Linked DNA regions of Mus musculus: region 2 is linked to region 1. The links are chromatin loops, found by intact Hi-C in ENCODE. Cell type or tissue: left cerebral cortex. All regions are shown on one strand. Region 1 holds the start of Npy2r (neuropeptide Y receptor Y2). Region 2 has its middle 60 kb from the start of Gm29999.

Region 1 (8,000 bases):
GAGTGCTCAGTATCCGTGTGTGTATTGAAGAGGACAGGTAAGTGTTACCATATTGGAAGAATATCGACTGAACAGAGAAAGTTTTAGTTCCTGTCTTTGCCATTGCTGACTTTTTATCATGGTTATAAATTACTTTCCTACCTAAAATAACAATGAAATTATTTCTATGTGGGAGAAGCTGTTGCTCTTGGTATGAATTTTAGACTGGAGCAAATACCCCATGATTTACTTTGTACAATAAACTGAGCATCTATAATGAGGCTATTGAACTTTTCTTTGTAAATGACAAACTGTTCTAAAATTAATTTACCCAAAAATGTCTAAAACATCTAGATTGTTCCATTAACTGAAAGGTCCTCTGCCACAGTTTGTCTGGGAATATCAGACAAACATATACATATAAGAAGGAAATGATACATTGGTGTCGGGTTGGAAGTCTGTAAGGTCATCTAAATGGACCATATATTGAAGGTATGTCCTGTGGCTTGGACTCTCGGGAGGGGAAAGAAACTGAGATCCAGGTAGATTTCCAGTCTTGTGGGCATGAGGGCATGCCTCTGAAGAGACCATGAGGACCCAGTGATTGGGTCATCCTTATCTTCTTCTTCTCCTCCTGCTCCATCTCTCTTACTGTAAGAAGGTCAGATCAATAGATTTGATCTTCTCCATGACCCATGATGACTTGCTGACCCACCTAAGGCAAAGGTGCAAGCCTGTGAGCTAGACACATGTACCTACTTCATGGATGGTTTTCTCCTGTATGTACCGTAGCAGTGGAAAGCTAGTTCAACTGGCAGTCAAACTGTGGCTCTCTGCCTCTTGTATCTGTATGTTCTGAGGAATAGGCAGTGGAGTAGAGGAAATTTTTGTGGAGACATATTTTAAGCATTCGAGGACATTTATCAGACTTAAATGACACAAGAGGCAATAAGACTGGAGATCCCTGGAGGTCTCTACTGCAAATAGCTCTCTAGTCTGCCCTTTATTGAAGGTTTTACTTTCTACTATTTCAGTTTTCTACCCACTATATGGAACTTTCCAGAAAAAACAGTTTGTAAGTTTAAACTGCATGCCATTTGGAGGAATATCATGAGATATTTGTGCTATCTATCCTACCCAGGTTATGAGGCATTTTTATATCTAGTGTATCCAGAATACATATGCTAGCAGTCTGTGTTTCACTTGGTGGTCACCTCCCTTCTGAGAATGACTGTGGTAGTGTTGAAGTTCTTGTGAATAAGCAACCTCTATTATATAGCAGTGGCCCCAAAGGGCCATAGTGATGTGATTCAGATAAGCCAAATGGAGATGTGTGTTCCTTCACATCCCCACAAGAAAATGTTAACTACAGTACGATAGGCGATGGAGATGTGTTTATAAAACTTTTGTTACATTCTATTGTTATAATTGTTCATTTCATTATTAGTTGTTGTTGTTCTTACCTTCTGTGTCAAGCTTTTAGCCAACTTTGTCATGGTTTCTGAAATGTTCTAGAGGTCTCTGAGTAGATCCTCCATGTATAAAGGGGACTGCTCTCTACTTTATGCCCTTTTTTTCTTTCTTCTACCTTTCTGTCTACTTACCACCTCATTTATTTTGATATGCTCACCTGGAATTTTGACTTTTTCTTTGACAGGGTTTCTCTGTGTAGCCCTGGCTGTCCTGGAACTCATTCTGTATACCAGGCTGACTTTGAACGCCGAAATCCACCTGCCTCTGCCTCCCAAGTGCTGGATCAAAGACATGTGTCACCACTGCCCAGCGAATTTTGGCTTTTAAGACATCACTTGGCACCACTGCATTTCAAAAGATGCTTTATTACATTTGCACAAGTGTGTGTAGGGTATGTATGGGTGTGTGTGTGTCTACATGTGTGGTGTCTGTAGCTATGTGTGCAGAGTATGTGTGTACAGAGCATGTGTATAAGTGTGCATATGAAGGTGTGTGCATGTGTGCATGTGTATGTGTGTGTGCATGTGTGTTTGTGTATGTGTGCATGTGTGTGTGTGTGTGTGTGTGTGTGTGTGTGTGTGTGTGTGTGTTTGGGGGGTATATGGAGTTAAGTGGTAATGTGTAGGGACAGATTCTCTCCTTCCACTATGAGGGGCCTCAGGGGTCTAACTCAGGTTGTTAGGTTTGGTGATACCTGCATAACCTACTGAGCCGTCTCACTGGTCTAAGTTTTTAAGAATACAAGTTTTGTTTCTTTAAAAAAAAAAGAGAGAGAGAGAGAGATCTAACCATATTAAATGTAGTTTTTGTAGGTCATCTTATTGGAACCTGAGAACAGGCCTCTGCCTTCAGTTCCTTTGTGTGCTATGTATTTCTTCAGTTCCTTTATGTGCTATGTATTTCTTAGGCTGTGTACATTCTTACCACTTTCTGCTTTCTTCCTCGACCTAGCCTGGGAGCACACAGCTACTGCTGGCTCTACTTATGTAGGCATTTGGGGGTTTCTATCTTCTCCCTATCTGTAGAAGAGTTGGCATCTATTCTGGAAAGGTATGGAATTGCCCAAAGAACTGAACTACTCATCAAGAGAGGAATCTGGTTTGATAATCTTGTCCTGTTTCCATTTAGACTATCATTAATTCAGCAGCTTCACAGGCTGAGGGTCCTTCCTCAGAGCTGTTCATTGTTCCTATAGCTTGTAACATGTGTGCCTTAAAGGCCTTTCCTTAGAACCGGACTGTGCAGTGTCATAAGTTGGCATAGCTATGTCGATAGTGTGCTGCACGGTGGAAGGACTTTCACCTCCCAGATCAGCTTCTCATCCAATCTGTACTTTATTGAAAGACTTAAGTCCTGTGTTCTTTGTTATTATTGGAGTTACAGATCAGAGGGGTATGGAGCATGTGAATCATTTAAGACGCTGGCATGCCTATAAGGAAGTGAGTTCAGTTTTCAGAAAGGGCCGCTTAGAAGCCTTTGTTAATCATTGCTATGAGAGAAGAGTGTTTTGTGCAATCACTGCTTGAAAAATAGGTTAAAATCCTCCAAAACTATTATGTTCAGCAACCCTGCTCATCAGATTTGTTTTGGTCATTTGCTTCTATGTCAGTTTTCAAAAGTTGAACTTGTTAGACACACAGAGTCCTTCCTTCACCGTCCCAATATTAAGAAGCACAGAGAGCTGAACCTGATGGTGCTGCCTGCAACACTGACTCCTAGGGAGGTTAAGTAGGTTCAAGGCCTGCCTGGGCTACATAGAGAACACTGGGTCAGCCTGGGCAACTTAGTAAGATGCAGTCCTCAAACAAAGCAAAAAAACCAAAAACAGAAAAAAAGTATGAATCTGAAGCTCAGAGGCAGAGCAATTCCCAGCTCTTGTGAGGCCACAGGAGTTACTCATTCCCCAGTGTCTCTTTTTTAAAAAAGGAATCTGTTCAACTGAAAGCATATGTGCGAACAAGAGATACTTCCCTAAACCAAAAAAATGCTTACAAAAAGGACTTTAAGCAGAGTGTGTAAAACATCATGGCTTCTCGCAGGCCTGCTGCCTTTTATGTACTGGTAATTGAAAGGCCCACGAAACACTGTTTTATAGGTAGCTTCTTTAGCATGATGTCACATGAATTGAAGATTGATATCAGATTCTATACTTCTTATGACCTATAATTAGGGTGTGTGACTTTCAGTGGCCACGGGACTGAAAATCCATTTCCCAATAAAGGAGTAATTATTACTACGTGGGGGAGTACTTGTCTTTTAAAAATAGGTTAAGTATAACTTTTTTTTTTCGAGACACCTAATCTAAATCGAATCATTGTTTTGTATCCTTCAGAGACATTCTGAGAACTAATGTGGCCATCCTTATTTTATAAATTAAAAAAGAAAGAAAGAAAAGAAAACAACAAGAAGAGTGATCCAATGCAGCGAGGTGACTTGTGCAGCTCTGAGAGACACGGTGGTTAAGACAAGCCTGGCTTCCTGGCTTTCAAGTCTCTACTGCCCCCTTTAAAATCTGAAGGAAAAGAGACTTGTAGCAAACCTCTGGAAAGACTGCTGGTGAATGAAGAGTTTGCAGGGTAAGGTTGAAACAGCCCTCTAGCGTGACTGAAAGTCCTGCATGTCCTCTTTCAGCCTTCGGGCTTCACTCCTGAGGAACATTTCCCGAGGCATGGTCTCCCTGCTCTCTCGAAATCTCGAATGGTGCAAGAACTAAAGGCGAAGAATTTTGAAGTCAACTAATTGGACAAAGAAAGACTGTTTTACGACCCACTGCTGTTCTCTACGTTCTTCCCGAGGGACAGTTTTGCCAGTGTTCCGCTGGGACACCTGGGCTTGTGATCTGAAGGCGCAGGGTTCCAGGGACACCTGTTAAGGGCTTTGCTGCTCCCGTCCCCCAGGCACTGGACTCGTGTTAACCACAGTTCCTGTGCCTGCGCTGTGTGGCAGGGCGCGCTGGCTGTTTGTCCTTGGGATCCAGCTTCTGCGAGGAGTTCGTTCTCCTCCTTGGTTTTTACACAAGGAAACTCCTAGCCCAGAGTGGGATTCTGCCCCTCCACCCCAAGTGTGGAACCTCTCTCCAGCCCACACCCGCAAGCCTGAGGTGTCTGTCGCTGTTCACATAGCCAGGGACCACAGCTCCCTCCCTGCATCGGGGTTCGCCACTGCCCTGCACTTTTCTCTGCAGATTAGGTGAACTCCTAAGTGGAGTGAATAGCAGCTGCAGGGAGTGGTGGCGAGGAACGATGAGGCGCTACGCTGCATAGCGTGCAACTAAGGTTGGAGGACACTAATCTCCAGTCTCTGACTACGGGGAACTTATCTGCCTCACTCCCTCGCTCCGCAGTTCCCCTACCTGTGTCCTTTCCTTCCAGGGCGGCGTTTCTCTCCACTTCTATCTCCGATCCTCCTCCCTCCCCACCCACTCCTACCCGGGGCTCTGAGCTGTGCAGTGCGGGGTCCCTGATCGAGTGGCTTTAGAGGTCCACCGAGAAGCCGAGCAGGCACAGCATTGCAGCTGTTCCGCTTTGCCGCTCCTGCTTCTGATCTCACTTGCTGGCTCACACCAAATCGGACCTGCTTTGGGTGCCTCCCAGGACTGTCTCCAGACTGGCTGTTTAGATAATCCCTTGCTTGAAATTCCTGGATTCCTCATCTGAGAAGGAACGCGCAAGAGTCAATACAGTAAGTAAGTTCAAACTCCAGTTCTCCTTCTGAGATCATGAACAGCCCTAGAGGAGCCCCGGGTCCTGTCAGGGGTAAGAGGGCATGGGGATGTGTTCCGAAGGGGAGCCGCCCACCCCTCCAGGCATTAAGTGGAACACTGGAACTAGGTGGGCTAGTACCACTTCGCTTTTCTTCTTTTGCTGGACTTTTTCTTTTCTGCTGAAGGTTATAGACTGTTCCTTGATTGAGCGCTACAGTATGAGACAGTAAGATATGACTTTGCCCCCTCTTTAAAACTCAAGCACTTTCTGAAGTGCAAGATCATGTAGGGTTTTCTAAGGCTGTTCAAAAATAGAGATTTATTTAGGCTTCCATTCATTTCCCCAAGATGGGGTCACCTACTAGTAGAAGTCTGTGGTTGTGTGGCATGGTGGTGGTGGTGGTGGGGCAGTAATATTTAAATGTCATTCTTAGTAGAGACTAGTCATTAAAATCCCAGTGTCATTTAAGAGACTACACTACTGTCAAAGACAGGAAGCACAAATACAGGAAAGAGAAGCATTCGCTGACTTTTCAGATGATCCATCCATCTCTACTTAGGCAAACAATAATGCCCTGTATGTTGCAGTGTTAAAGACCGCATCTCCCCTCACAGGAGATCCAACAGGTGCAGGCAACTATAGTTTGTAGCATGGAACTTGGGGGTTTTCCCTGGGAAAACAATACTGGAAGGAGGGCTAGACAGGGATGTCACACTTTGCCCACCTGGAGTGACTCTATCTCAGAAATAACTTGCAATTCCAGTGATTTCAGCATGTAGTTAAAGCAGGAGAAGGTTTCTGGCTTATTAAAGAAAGCACCTAGAGCGTCAGAAGGAAAAAAGCATCATTTCCCTTTCTACACTGACTGCTTCTGTAATAAACTCAGTCAAGGGGCACCTGTTCAAGAGAACAGCGCTATTCAGAGTTTTGAATTTCTTGAATAACCTGAATGTCTCATTTTGCCTTGTTTCAAGGAAAGGCTCTCCCCCTTGCCTCTTTCTGGTTTGACTGGGGGCCTCAGGAGTGTCACGCGTGGCAGTGTCTACCCTCACGTTCTCTTTCACTCTCCTACTTTTCCAGAAGTGCTGTTGTGAATGATACATTCTGTGTCCTGGGTAGTGCTTTGCCCAGCCCAGGGCTAGTACTGTGCCTGCATGCAGCTCAGAGTGTTCACAGGGTAATAGCTTGCAGATCGATAGCCATTCCTGCAGAGGAGCTGTAAGACTCCAGCGAAAGGATTTCAGAGGGAAGAAAATGTGATTGAAAAGAAAAAAAAGGAAGTAGTCAATAAATCAAATGCGCTTCTCTTCCCAGTGCCCTTAAATCTGTGCTTACACTCAGCTCGTGGGTGCAACTTTTGCAAGTCTGCTCAACTCTGGTTGCCGTGGATGGTCTGAGTAACTGCTCCATGAAGTCAGTCTCTTAGCTTAGGGAAAATGGGACAGCCAATCAAAGGGGCCAGGGTTCAAATGCCATGTTTTCATAATGGGCAGTGGGGCTGGTATCCCTGGAACGTTCTGTTTGAAATCTATGTTGACTTGTATAGAATGGACCAGTATAGCAACAAAGGAAAACACACAGAAAGTTCCCAGGCCCCTAGAAGTGTGTGTGTGAGTGTGTGTGTGTGTGTGTGTGTGTGTGTGTGTGTGTGTGTGTGTGTAGCGCAGGGGCAGGGGAGATATGAGCATTTGAGAAAAAGAATTCTATGTGGAGCATACTGACAGGCGATTTCAGAGGTTGTAATCAGGAACTGATTTAATAGGGTCTTAGGGCAACCTTCTTGAAGAAGCAAGTAGCAAGTACCAGACTAAGAACAAGCAAACAAACCTGAGGCTGCTATAGCAAGGCAAGGAATCCTTTGTGTTTTTACATTTATTCAAGAAGGGAATTGAAATTATACTTTGTATTAAAAAGGTGGCAGTAGTTATTAATAAAATTGTATTCTCCTTTAGCTTTGTATTGGTTTTGTCCAATAATTGAGTAGCTTTACTGTACCAGAGGGTGCACTGTGAGATTAAACAAAAGGTCTTTAGAGATGGCTGTCCTAGGTTGGTAAACTGGAACAGTCACACTGTGGGCAGTGATTAAAGGGAGAATGAACCTTCTGAATGACCGGAAGAACGGCAGAGTCCTCAGTTCACCACATGGGGAAGCCTGGGGTGTTCTCAACTTGGTAGCCATTCAGTATGACAGAGCAGCAGATGTGTATTGAGATGTCAAGGAGAATCAGGACAGAGTGTCTGCAGGGATGTCGGCAAGCCTTGAGTGCCATAGTAAGGAGCTGAGGTTTACTTTAGTGAGAAAGCAAATTAAGATGTGTTTTGAGCATATCATGAATCAAAAAATTCCATTCAGGGCTGTAGATGCGAAGGAGTCCACGAACAGAGATGGTTATATAAGAGGTGGGGGGATGAAGACTGAAAGTTAGGCCAATTTGAGATTACAAGAATAACACCTTGTTACTACCTTAAACCTAAGGGAGATAGAAAAGTTAGGCAGTGTAACCTAGGCCCGCAAAACACCTCCATCCACCGGAAACCATCACAAGGGGTCTACCCTGTGGTAATCAAGGCCACAGAGGAGCTGCCGAGGCTACCCAGGGTACAGAGAGAGGAAGGAGAAGCCTTGGTTTTTCCTTCCTTTTGCTTTCTCTCCACGCAGCTTTCTCTTTAAACTTATTTATACATGTATAGTGTGTGTGTGTATGTGTGTAGCTTTATGTGTACACGTGTGCATGCATGTTCATATGTATAAGTGTGTGCTAGTATGGGTGTGGTGTATGTGCGTATGTGTGCAGGTGTGGTGTATGTATGTATGTATGTGTAGGGCATATGTGATGTGTAC
Region 2 (8,000 bases), 180 kb before region 1:
CCAGGCTGTTGTAACCATGGTTTAAGTATTTTATATTGTTTGAAAAGACTTGAAATAACTATCGCAGGTAATGTCCTTAAATCTTAACATCATTAATGTAATACTTTAGGAATATTCCTTATATTAGGTGCTGATTATTTTTATATGCTTGAAATATTTCATAATTTAACAAAAATCTCTTCTAAGCAACTTACTTTTACTGAGTAATAACTTTTTGGGGGGGGAGGGAAAGCCAAGTGTGGTGATGTGTGTGTGTGTGTGTGTGTGTCTGTCTGTCTATCTATCTATCTATCTATCTATCTATCTATCTATCTATCTATCTTATCTATCTATCTCTATCTATCTATCTATCTATCTATCTATCTATCTATCCATCTGTCACTCTTGTACTTTGAAATGAGAGGCAGACAGATCATGAGCTCTAGGCAAGCCCGAGTTACACAATGAGACTTTGTCTTAAAACAGCAGCAGCAACCAACAATAAGAACGCCCACAAAACCCAATAAGCCAAATCAAGCAAGCCAAAATTAAACAAAACGGTTATGGTTTGCATCGGCAATGACCCTACAAGTTTGAATTTCTGCCTCTTGGTCTCCAGGTGCTGACCTTGGAGGTGTTCACTGTCCTTGTCCTTTGGCTCGTGGAGCCTCGCTGGGGGAAGCTGGCCACTAGGGATGGGCCTTTGAATGTTATAGGACTTCCTGGTTGAGGCATGCTTGCTGATTGCCTGGTTTGTCTGGGATGTAAGAACAGCTGCCAAGTGTTCTCTTTGTCCTAAAGCCACTCCCTTTGCCTTTTCCACCGTGATGGCTGGATCCTCAGAAACTGTGGGTCAATATTAGCCTTTCCCTCCTCAGAGCACTTCTCTCAGGGACTTTACTCATAGCCATGAAGAAAGTAACTGGAACCGAAGCCAAACCAATATCTACAACCCAGCAGTCTTACAGATTCTAAGTGAAGGCAATTTCAGAGTTAAGAGCTTGTGAGATTTCCTTTCTGAACAAGAACAAGCTATTTTGAACAGTCCTATCAATACTTTTTATATATATTGGACACCATGGGTTTGATGTTGGGGGTAAAGCACGGGCAGATAATTGTCTATCAAGTCTAGGTTATTTCATGGTCATGACTGAGTCAGAGATCCTATAAAACACAACTAAGTGGTTGTATTCTCAGATTGTATTAAGTATCTAAGACCACAGGTTGGTTCTTTTGTGTTGCGTGCCGGCAGTACTCAGTGGTGAATCAGAGTGGGGAACGTTCAGTGCTAAACACGAACAGGCAAGGCAGCAAAGCCGACCACCCTACTCTGAGGAACAGGCAAGGCAGCAAAGCTGACCACCCTACTCTGAGGTGCTGAGCTACCAGCCCAGAGAAACCTGAATTTCTGCTTTTTGAGAACCCTTGGTATTAATTTGTTTTTTGATGGCTTTTGCAGTCATATACAGCTATGTCAAGATAGTAATTTAGGTTAAAAAAGATAAGCCATGATTCATTCAGAGCAACACAAAAGCATTAGAGGCTATTTGGATGTTAAGAAATGTTTGTGATATGACAGTAGAAGCAGCTGGTAGGTCCGATGACTCACCCTGTCCCCATCAGCAGAGGGTCACACCTAATCTTTGCTGTGACTTCTAGCAGATTCTTAATAGAGCCAAAGATGCAACAACCTGTAGCCCCCCTCCTAAAAATTGCTGGGTAAATAGAATTAAGGATTATTGTTGAGAAATAAACTGAAGATTATCTAAGTGAGGAGTGGAGATTTTAAAGACTAAAAATAAACAGATACTGTGTTTAAATTATTTAAAGTGCTAACGGTCCCACAATTTGGTTAGGAGTCCCTTGAGCCTATAGTATGAATGTTCAGGCAAGATGGGAGAGGAGGCAGCACTGTCTTACCAAGGATGCTACAGAGTAGACCTTTGGCTTAGACTGTTTGACTCCCTTGCAAAATAAGGGAATCTGAGCCCTAAGTTTGTAATTTCACGCTTTTATTAGGGTTACTGCAACACAGAGGCTGCAGGTGCCGTGGCTTTCTACCTTCCTCTTCCCATCGGTTTTCCTGGCCAGAGACTTTGGCAAGGCAGACATTTGGCAGTGTTTATATCTAATTTGAGGGCTGCTAAGTTCTCTGTGGCTACGTACACTCAGGCTCATCTCTCTTTGATGACAGAAAAACAGAGAACAAATACCATGTCAAGAGAACATCTGCTTTGCCAGGAAATTAAAAACATACACGTTTACAGATCTAATATTTTATGAATTCATTGGGAATTTTGTACAATGCATTTTTGATCATACTCATCTCCTACCCTCCCCACCCAAACACCTCCTAACGCACCTTCACCTCCCTAACCCCCTCAACATTTTCTTCTCTCCCTTTTTTTCAGATAATGTATCAATTCCACTTTGTGCTGTCCACCCACACATACTCCTGGATGTAGAGCCATCTCCTAGAGCATGGCCACACCATCAAAGCAAGCTGACTCTCTTCCCAGAAGCCATGAACTGTCCACAGCTCCCCAGAGAGGGCAAAGAACTCATGGACCCCTTCTACCACCATGATAGGATGTTGACTGGATTGATCTCCTACAGGTCTTGGGTAGGCAGCTATGTCTGCTGTGGCTCTATGAGTGCAGTGATCCTGCCCTATCTGGAAGACATTGTTTTGAATTGTACAAATAAAACTTGGAAGCAAGGCAACCCGAGGGACAACTGCTCTATATTTCTTATTAATATATTTTAAAGACAGTCCAGTTTATTATAGAGAACATTTTTTTTTTACTGAAATAGCTTCAGCAGCCATGGAAAGACAGTAACATCTGGACTGCTGTTGGAATTGGTTGTTTGAGTGTCTCTTCTTAGCTGCAGAAGGATAGAGCCTAAGGTCTAACCTTGGAATTTGGAGGGCTGCTCCTTTTACTCACTTTTCATCGGAGCATCACGGTGCATGAGTGGGCAGCATCAGAGAGCCCTGATGTTTCGTTTTACCTACCTTGAAATGCATGGATGATCTGACTCAAGGCAGCAGGATTTTCCCCTTGAGTCAGAATGACGCTTGGGTATCGATTGATTCCTGGAGTCCATTCTCATTTACTTTTCAATTCTTTAAAGAATAATTATGTACTTTATTTTACCTCATGTTTGTGAGTATTTTGCCTGAATGTATGTATATGTACCACAACTGTGCCTGGTACCCACAAAAACAAGAAGACGATATGAGGTGGTTTGCAACTGAAGTTGCAGATGGTTGTTCGAGACCATGTGGGTGGGTGGAATTAAAATTTGGTCTTCTGTTCCAGCAAAAAGTACTCTTTACTACCGAGCCATTTCCCCATGAACATACTCATTATCGACTTTTTGGGATTCCAAAAAACCAAAACCAAAACCAAAACCAGTCACATCAAGGAATCAAGGAGAGCCCATTTTTACAGTAAACTGGTGCAAGTGATGGGCAGTGCAATCTGAAATGTCTAAGGTGTCCTCAAGATGGTGGCATTTCTGATTAGGTGAGCAATGATGGAATCAGACCTAGGGAGCTTTGACTGTTATTGAGGATTGGGTTCAGCTATGATGTGCAGTGCACGGACCTGCCAGCAGAGGGCAGTGCAGTAGCCACCTAGGTGGGGAAGAGACATCAAGATGGTAGAATGCAAAACGGTGCCTAGTGAAGGTGGAATAGGCCTTTATCTTAGCAGTCTGGAGGCAAAGCCAGGTGGATCTTTGTGAGTTCGAGGCCAGAATGGTTTACAGAGTAACTTTCAGGACAGCCCACTCAGCACCACCAAGCACCACCACCACCAGTTCAGAGGACACTGGGAAATACTAAATGAAAGGAAGCAAGTGGCTGTGAGCCTTAGAGCCTGGGTTTGATTGTATAGTGGGAAGAAATAATGCTTATTTCTTTTCTTTTGAGGAATAGTTCTTTTGTAATTACTGGTGTTACTCTGAGTGATTGCCATTAAGTGACTATTTTGTTCATTGATGTATTCTTTAAAAAATGTGAGGATCAAGAGCAGCCAGGATCCAGGGAGGACCCATGTGAAACTGTCTTCTAGACAGAACAGGACAGAAGTATTACACGTATGAACTCACAGCAGCTGTGCTTGCCTGGGCAAAATCCCACCAGCCATTGTTGTAGCATGGTGTGTGTGTGTGTGTGGAGGTGTGCGGAGTGGTCATGAGCATCCACTAACTGAGGAGATGTGGACAGTTGACAAAACCCACACCCAGGAGTAGGAGGACAGCACACATTGGAGTTGATAGGTTATTCTAAAATGAAAGCCACAAAGGGGGAGGGGGTGTGCTAAGGAGGTGATGGTGGATCCTGGAAAAGTTATGGGGAGGAATGGGTACAAATGTGATAAAAATACATTATACAAAGTTCTTAGAGGAGAAAGTGGGGAGAAGCCTTGAAGATATGGGCACAGGGGAAAAATTCCTGAATAGAACAGCAATGGCTTGTGCTGTAAGATCGAGAATTGACAAATGGGACCTCATGAAACTGCAAAGCTTCTGTAAGGCAAAAGACACCGTCAATAAGACAAAAAAACCACCAACAGATTGGGAAAGGATCTTTACCTATCGTAAATCAGATAGAGGACTAATATCCAATATATATTAAGAACTCAAGAAGGTGGACTCCAGAAAATCAAATAACCCCATTAAAAAATGGGGCTCAGAACTGAACAAAGAATTCTCACCTGAGGAATACCGAATGGCTGAGAAGCACCTGAAAAAAATGTTCAACATCCTTAATCATCAGGGAAATGCAAATCAAAACAACCCTGAGATTCCACCTCACACCAGTGAGAATGGCTAAGATCAAAAATTCAGGTGACAGCAGATGCTGGCGAGGATGTGGAGAAAGAGGAACAAGACTTCTTAATAGCTAGCTTTGCAGTTAGTGGTCTTAGCCTGGAGACGGGCTGTACCAGTGTAAGCTATAGATGGGCACCCCACTGAGAGAGAACATAGGGGGTTCTCCCCATCCCTGTTTCTCCTTTTCCTCCTTCTCCTGTACAGCTCAGTGTGTGTGTTTTGCATTGTGAGGTCCGGGTGCTATGTCCAGGGTGGGTTCATTCTCCCGCCCCTTTGTAATAGAGATGGTAATAGAAAGAATGATTATGTTCGTGAATACCTGTGTCCTTTTGTGTCCTTAGTATTTCTGGGACAAGGGCCATAGAAATTTTTATCAAGATTTGTTTTAATAAGTGTTTGAACATTAAAGGAAATGAGTAACAGAAGCACATAAAAGGCCCTCACCAATGTAGCATACTGCAATTTCATAACTGTCCCATCTTCAAAGTCACACTTTAAAACCCCTCTGGTCAGCTGACTTTTTTTTTTTTTTTTTTTTTTTTTTTTTGCCTACTTCCCAAATTAGGGCTGCCATCCATTTTTCAGATTTGATCCCTTTATTCTCCTTTGGTGGAGAATAAAGAAAATTTCCCTCTTAATGTGTCTACAAGATCTAGCATCTTCTTTCTGTGCCTGCTTTTAATGAATCATTATGTTATTTACTGTCCATTCAGCTGTGAGCAATCTCCAGCATGAGGCCCCGAGCGCTGGCCTCAGCACATAGCCTCTCTGGCGAGAGGTCTGAACTCAAGCCTGCTGGTTTTCACTAGCAGACTATTTCTGTTATTTAGGGCTGGCCACCGCAGACTCCCTGGAAACAGCTTCCTGGTGTGTCCTGCTGTTTGTTAGTCTTAAAAGGCATCCATGGGGCCTCCACATATATCAGGTATTTTCCAAGGGTCTTCTGGATAATGGAACAAAACTGCACCCTCTTCACTAGGCCAGAACCTGGAAATCAGTTTGCTGATGAGGGCACCGTTCCTCCTCCCGCAATTCTCAATGGTATCTGTATCCTGAGCTATCTTTTTGTTTGCTGGAGATCTTTTTCTGTTCAGCCACCTCACTCTAGGCTTTAAAAGGCCTTTGTTGAATGTGCCTTCTGCAGTTATCAGAACTCCCGTTTCAGCATGGGGTTATGAAAGTTCCATTTCTTGGCTCCATTCTATTCTTAGAATTCTAGGGACTCTACAACCTTCTAACATATTGAATAGTTCTCATGCAAGGTACTCTAAGAGTGACTCTGAGAATAAATGGAATGAGGTTTTCAAGCTATTTGAAGTACATAATTTAGAAGCTCTACTTTCTGTTTCATTTTGGTACTTCTTGTGAGTGTGTGGTATTCTTTTCTTTGCCTGCTTGCCTTCCTACAACATGGTGAAGACAGTTGTGTGACCCTTAAAATAAAATCTCAAGTCAAGAAGTAGTCGGAAGACTGAAAAGGGAAGGCATGAATGTGCCTATGCACTTCATCTACTTCAGATCTATGAGATCTACAGGGGTTCGCTATGCTGGAGAAAATGTTCTGAATATGGCTCAGGAGAAAATGTCATGGCACAACAGACACTCTATACATGCCTTTATGCCTTATTACCATGTGTGCAGGCAGTGTGTTTCAGACCCATGTGACGGCCAGAAAAACCTAGGAAACTTTAAAAATGAAGTCGTCTGCTAAGGCAGATGGTGTGGTATACATTTGTGATCTAGTGATGGGGAAGCAATGGTAGGAAGATGTTAGCCTAAGAGTAGCCTGTGCTGTGTAGTGAGACTGTCTCAAAAGCAAAGAAGCAAACTCCGACATAACCCAAACTATTTGCTACCCAAGACAATGGCATGCGATAAGTTCTGAATATCGGCTGCTAAAATATTCCTCATTTTATTTTATAGGAACCTTAGCAATCCTTGCATGGTGGTTTTAGCATTACAACGTCAGGATGGATGTGATGACACATGCAATTTTAAAAAAATTATTTATTTATTATATGCAAGTACATTGTGGCTGTCTTCAGATGCACCAGAAGAGGGCATCAGACCTCATTATGGATGGTTGTGAGCCACCATGTGGTTGCTGGGATTTGAACTCAGGACCTTCGTAAGAGCAGTCAGTGCTCTTAACTGCTGAGCCATCTCTCTAGCCCAATAGATACAAATTAAGCACAAAATTATACAAGACTTTGTACAGCGCTGTTTGTGCATGGTTCCCTGTGCCAGAGGTTGAAGAACAAAAGGCGAGGACAGAGTCTATGAAAAATATGTCACCTCTTTTATCTCTGTGACAAGAAGGCCAAAGCTATATGATTTGGTTGATGTATAGTTTGGTTTGAATGAGAAAATTACAAGCCTGAATGGCATGGTTTCTCAGAACACAGCCTGGTCTACCACCACTCATCAGCCCCAGCAACTTCTGCTCTGACAATATTACTTTCCACTGCTTGGTTTGTAACCCATTGAGGGAAAGTAGAGCCTCAGAGCACCAGCCATTCAGAAAGTGAGGATGACCAGGCAGAATCTTTTTCTTTATAGATAATGGTCTGTTAATGGGCCAGAATTAAATTATGGTGCCAAGGTCCAGCCTTGGCTTGGAGAGGGATTCTGAGGAAGGGGTGTTGGAGAGCAGCGAAAGAAATGACTTGAAGTCAAATCATAGGTACAGACTAACAGTGCGAGTTCTACCCAGGACAGCTTTCTCTGGAGATCTTAGAAAAAGACTGCAAGTACAGTTTATTTAAAAAAAAATTGCAACTGAATTCAGAGATCTGTCTGCCTTTGGAAGCACAGAGAATAAGTTTAGCTGGGTGGGATCCTGTTCTGAAATTACCATTCTCACAATGTCTGAGCCTAGGCCTAAACTTGCTCTGTCCCAGGCTGACCTTGATCTCAGGAATCAGCCTGCCTTTATAAGTACAAACAATAAACTTAGCTGGGAGGGATCTTGACCCACCACCACCCCTCTCCAAATTTCTCTCTTTCCCTCATATTTTTCTGACAAGCTGGCTCATAGTGCAGCTGTCTTTGTTCTTTTAGGTTCGTGAAGTCCCTCATATAATTCATATTCTATCCTTTTAGAGTACAGGTGCTGTGACTACTGATAACATTACTCCCCAACTCAGGAAATGTTTTCTCACCAACTTGGTCCTTTCTCA

What was found. Hi-C counts contacts between places; a loop is a spot of excess contacts. Peaks named below come from ENCODE experiments on the same cell type or tissue, not always from the same donor. Only the 100,000 strongest peaks of a DNase experiment are listed, where the experiment ranks them.
Region 2: it touches region 1 in a loop (1.9-fold over the local background); 2 of 42 quality-filtered maps call a loop at or near these places.

Annotation. Positions count from the first base shown.
Region 1 is chr3:82,544,970-82,552,969 of GRCm38, reverse strand. It overlaps Npy2r (neuropeptide Y receptor Y2), which reads left to right and starts at 4,885. Exons shown (of 2, transcript NM_008731.3): 1 at 4,885-5,133. In left cerebral cortex, a CTCF peak has its summit at 3,990; DNase peaks (open chromatin) are centred at 4,041, 4,489 and 4,963; H3K4me3 peaks cover 1,183 bases.
Region 2 is chr3:82,721,351-82,729,350 of GRCm38, reverse strand. No RefSeq gene overlaps it. Among named protein-coding and RNA genes, the nearest start is that of Gm29999, 60 kb to the right of the region's middle. In left cerebral cortex, a CTCF peak has its summit at 3,596 (motif pointing right); a DNase peak (open chromatin) is centred at 3,599.